Regions from separate parts of the Homo sapiens genome. Here region 2 is linked to region 1. Evidence: read pairs that join two places in POLR2A ChIA-PET (ENCODE). Cell type or tissue: GM12878. All regions are shown on one strand.

The links. ChIA-PET counts read pairs that join two places held together with the same protein. Peaks named below come from ENCODE experiments on the same cell type or tissue, not always from the same donor. Only the 100,000 strongest peaks of a DNase experiment are listed, where the experiment ranks them.
Region 2: POLR2A ChIA-PET joins it to region 1 with 5 read pairs; 8 of 35 experiments call an interaction of 5 or more read pairs at or near these places.

The regions. Positions count from the first base shown.
Region 1 is chr11:67,276,180-67,278,679 of GRCh38, forward strand. It overlaps GRK2 (G protein-coupled receptor kinase 2), which reads left to right. Exons shown (of 21, transcript NM_001619.5): 2 at 1,093-1,169. Among named protein-coding and RNA genes, the nearest start is that of GRK2, 11 kb to the left of the region's middle. RefSeq lists enhancers at 791-1,404, 836-885, 1,405-2,018, 1,606-1,815. In GM12878, a CTCF peak has its summit at 886 (motif pointing left); a DNase peak (open chromatin) is centred at 1,502; H3K4me3 peaks cover 1,290 bases; H3K27ac peaks cover 2,500 bases.
Region 2 is chr11:67,123,959-67,126,458 of GRCh38, forward strand. All of the region lies in intron 2 of KDM2A (lysine demethylase 2A), which reads left to right. Among named protein-coding and RNA genes, the nearest start is that of KDM2A, 5.9 kb to the left of the region's middle. In GM12878, no CTCF peak of the experiment used is centred here; no DNase peak of the experiment used is centred here; H3K4me3 peaks cover 50 bases.

The sequences.
Region 1 (2,500 bases):
CTCAGGTGTGTTGTCCCTTCAGGCCCCCAGCCTTGCAATGCCCTCAGCATGGCAGCTACACGTTACCCCAGGAGCCCAGACTAGTGAGGACCAGATGCAGGCCTCAGCTGGCTGTTGGGACAGACCGGCAGGGCTGGGCTTGAGGTGGGCCAGGAGAGGGCAGGAGGGGACAGTAAGGTGGTATTTGAGGCCGGGAGTGTAGCCTGGTGTGGCGCTCCCAGACAGCACTCAGTGTGGGGTGAGATAAACAGGGTGGGGGATGTCGGGTTGGGTTTTGAGGGTCACAATGGCCAGGCCCTCCCCTATGGCCATACCAAGCAACCCAGGGCAGGGGTCACATTTTATATCCAAGTACTAGGGACACACGAACCAAGGCATGGCCTTTTCTTACAATTTAAAAAATTGAGATGCAATTCATATAAAATTCATCATTTTATTATACAATGTAGTGTTTTTTAGTACATTGACCGTGTTGTGCAACCCTTACCCCAAAAAGAAACCCCGTCCCCACCGCAGTCACTCCTCTCCCTCTCTCCAGCCCCCGGCAGCCACGGATCTGCGTTCTGTGTCCGTGGATCTGTTCATATGAGTGGAATCTCACAATATGTGGCAACCCTTTGTGACTGGCTTCGTTCAGCCTCATGTTTTCAAGGCTCATCCACGTTGTGGCCCCTGTTGGTGCCTTGTTCCTTTTTACAGCCGAGCCATGTGCTGCTGCGTGGAGATGCCACATGTGTGTCTTTTCATCCGCTCACAAACCAGGCTTGGCTTTTGTGACTTGGCCAAGTTCCCAAAGCCAGCCGGTGGCATCACTGGGACGAGACCCCACAGGCGGTGGGCCTCTGAGCAGGGGGCCACCTGCCGGCCACCCTGGCCTTTGAGGACACAGCCTGGCGGGGGCGGTGCAGGCAAAGGCTTCCTTGAAGCCTTCTGGTCTGACCTGTGGCTGGGATAAGTGAGTAGGCCTGACGGGCTGGCCTCCTTCCTGGAGGGAGTGGCGACACCACCACAGTGCCCTCAGCTCGCGTTTCTGGGCCTGCAGCCCCCACGGGCTCTGGGGGCTTCTGCTTACTGCGCCCCCCTGACCCACAGCATCCGCAGTGTCATGCAGAAGTACCTGGAGGACCGGGGCGAGGTGACCTTTGAGAAGATCTTTTCCCAGAAGCTGGGTGAGTATGGCAGTGGCTCTGCCAGCCACCGGACTTAACTTCTTGCCCCTACCCCAGCCAGCCCAGCTGTGCTCCCCACTCTCCAGAGATTTGGCCTCCCATCCACTCAGGGTGGAGCAGCCAGCGAGACCCCAGGGCTTGCTCCAAGTCGCTGCGACCCTGCGTGCCTCCTTGCCCCTGGCTGTCGGCCCAGGGAGCCCCGTGGTGGGGGTGGGGGCCCAGAGTCTTCCAGGGCCGCCAGGGAAGTTCCTCCTTTGGGGTTTTTGTTTTTGAGAGTTGCAGCTTCCCCTTGGCGCGGCCGCAGCTGCTCTGGGCCGTTGGTAGAACTGACAGGAAGAGGCGGGGCCCTTCCTGTGGCGCCTGCCGAGCTGTGGTTGGCCCCGCCCCACCCCATGGGCCCTCTTTGTAAGCAACCTGCCTGGTGTTGGCCCTCCATTCCTCCTCCAGCTGGTGTCTGATGCCTGCTGTCAGAAGTTTCATGTGACCCACCCTGCGGACCTGGCCCGGAGGGCAGGCTTGGGGCAGGTCTCGGGAAGCAGGCTCCAGCCCCACATGGCTCTGATTTGGCCTTCCCGAGAACAGGAGCTCAGCTCTGGACAGGGGGTATCCTGGCCTGATGGGATCAGGCATTGGGGGTCAGCCTGGGGGAGTCGGTGTGTCAAGAAGCACAAAGTTTGGGTCCCAGGCCTGTGCCTTTTGTCCTTGGGCAAGTTGCTTCACCTCTCTGAGCCTGATGGTGTCCTCATCTGGGAGATGGGACTCATGAGTCCGACTGTGCAGGCCTGTCAGAGTCAGATGGGAGCACTGTGCCCACTGTGAAGCCTGGCCCCCATTCCTCAAAGGCCCTGCACTAAAGGCCAGGCAGTGAGGACTGAAATGATGGCCGCAGCTCTGACCCAGGTGCCCAGGCAGTGCCCCCGAAGGCATGAGAGGCCACCCAGCTCGAGCCTGGTTACCCGTGTCAGACTGGAGGCCTGAGGAGGGCCTCTGTCCCCTGGTAGTGCTCGGGGGCCGGGGTCCAGGGTCCAGGCCCCTTACTCAGGCATGAGGACACCCTATCTGGGGTCCCCTGAGAGCCCCTCCCACAGCCCACCTTGCCTCTCCAGTTCCCTGTGGCTTACACCCGTTCCATGCCCCCTGCCCTGAGGCCCCAGCCCCAACCTCTTTCCCAGGGACCTGCCATTTGGTGGAGTAGCCCTGAGTTCCACTTGAGCCTCTGCCACAGACAGTGTGTCTGACCAGCTCCCTGAGCCCTAGTTTCCCCAACTGGACCCACCCTCCCTGCCTGTTTCTCAGGCTGCTGTGCAAATCAGCCAGACACTGGAGTGGGG
Region 2 (2,500 bases), 150 kb before region 1:
GAGCCACTGGACCTGGACTTTTGGGTTTTGTTGTTGTTGTTTGTTTGTTGGTTTGTTTGTTTTGAGACTGAGTCTCGCTCTGTTGCCCAGGCTGGAGTGCAATGGCACTATCAGGGCTCACTGCAACCTCTGGCTCCCGGGTTCAGGTGATTCTCCTGCCTCAGCTTCCTGAGTAGCTGGGACTACAGGTGCCCACCACCACACCCAGCTAATTTTTATATTTTTAGTAAAGATGGAGTTTCACCATGTTGGCCAGGCTGGTCTTGAACTCCTGACCTCAGATGATCCACCCACATCAGCCTCTCAAAGTGCTGGGATTACAGGTGTGAGCCACCGTGCCCGGCTTCACTTTATTTTTATATATATTTTTTGAAATGGAGACTCACTCTGTTACCCAGACTGGAGTGCAGTGGCACGATCTTGGCTCACTGCAACCTCTGCCTCCCAGGTTCAAATGATTCTCCTGCCTCAGCCTCCCAAGTAGCTGCGATTACAGGCGCCTGCCACCATGCCCGGCTAATTTTTTTGTATTTTTAGTTGAGACGGGGTTTCGCTATATTGGCAGGCTGGTGTCGAACTCCTGACCTCAGATGATCACCCACCTCGGCCTCCCAAAGTGCTGGGATTACAGGTGCGAGCCACTGTGCCTGGCCCACTTTTTTTTTTTTTTTTTTTTTTTAAACAAGGTAGGGAGGAATAGTGGGAAGGAGAGTCAAGTACTCTTGACTTTTGTCTTGGCAAGATTTTTTTTTTTCTTTTTTTCTTTAAGTTGTAAGGTGATTGGTACTTGTTGCATACATTAACCCTTAACTAGCATATGTTTTCTTTTGTTTAATGTGCTATCTTAGCAGTGTTTGTGTAAGAGGACACATCATCTATTTGGAGAGAACTTTCTTTTTCTTTCTTTTTTTTTTTTTGAGACAGAGTCTTGCTCTGTCGCCCAGGCTGGAGTGCAGTGGCTCGATCTTGGCTCACTGCAAGCTCTACCTCCCGGGTTCACGCCATTCTCCTGCCTCAGACTCCCGAGTAGCTAGGGCTACAGGCGCCCGCCGCCACACCCGGCTAATTTTTTTTTGTATTTTTTAGTAGAGATGGGGTTTCACCATGTTAGCCAGGATGGTCTCGATCTGCTGACCTCGTGATCCGCCTGCCTCGGCCTCCCAAAGTGCTGGGATTACAGGCTTGAGCCACCGCACCCAGCCTGGAGGGAACTTTCTTTTTTTTTTTTCTTTTTTTTTTATTTGAGATAGGGGTCTTTGTCGCCCAGTCTAGAGTGCAGTGGCATGATCATAGGTCATTGCAGCCTCGACATCCTGGTCTCGAGTGATCTTCCCACGTCAGCTTCCCAGGTAGCTAGGACTACAGCCCTGTGCCACCATGCCTGGTTAATTTTTGTATTTTTTGTAGAGGTGGGGTTTTGCCGTGTTCCCAAGGCTAGTCTTGAACTCCTGGGCTCAAACGATCTGCCCGCCTTGGCCTCCCAACAAGTCATTTTTTGGGGGGAAAAAAAAATCAGAAATAACTAGTTAAGGACTGGGTGTGGTGGCTCACACCTGAAATCCCATCACTTTGGGAGGCATAGGCAGGAGGATCACCTGAGGTCAAGAGTTTGAGACCAGCCTGGCCAACATGGTGAAATCCCATCTCTACTAAAAATACAAAAATTAGCTGGGCACTGGGGGTGGTGGTGCGTGCCTGTAATCCCAGCTACTTGGGAGGCTGAGGCAGGAGAATCGCTTGAACCTGGGAGGTGGAGGTTGCACTAAGCAGAGATTGCGCCACTGCACTCCAGCCTGGGCGACAGAGTGAGACTCCATCTCAAAAAAAAAAAAAAAATTAGCCGGGCGTGGTGTAGGGCGCCTGTAATACCAGCTACTCAGGAGGCTGAGTCAGGAGAATCACTTGAACCGGGAGGCAGAGGTTGCAGTGAGCTGAGATTGCACCATTGCACTCCAGCATGGGTGACTGAGCAAGGCTTCACCTCAAAAAAAAAAAAAAAAAAAAAGGCCAGGCACAGTGTCTCACGCCTGTAATCCCAGCACTTCGGGAGGCTGAGGCGGGTGGATCACCTGAGGTCGGGAGATCGAGACCAGCCTGACACAACATGGAGAAACCCCGTCTTTACTGAAAATACAAAATTAGCCGAACGTGGTGACGCATGCCTGTAATCCCAGCTACTCAGGAGGCTGAGGCAGGAGAATCGCTTGAACCCGCGAGACAGAGGTTGTGCTGAGCTGAGATCATGCCGTTGCACTCCAGCCTGGGGAACAAGAGCAAAACTCCGTCTCAAAAAAAAAAAAAAAATGGAATAACTAGTTTAAAAAAATTGTCTTTTGCCAGTTATGGTGACTCACACCTATATTCCCAGCACTTCGGGAGGCCAGGGAGGGAGGATCACTTGAGCCCAGGAGTTTGAGACCAGTCTGGGCAACATAGACCCCCGTTTCTCACACACAGATTGTTTTTTGGCCGGGTGCGGTTGCTTATGCCTGTGATCCCA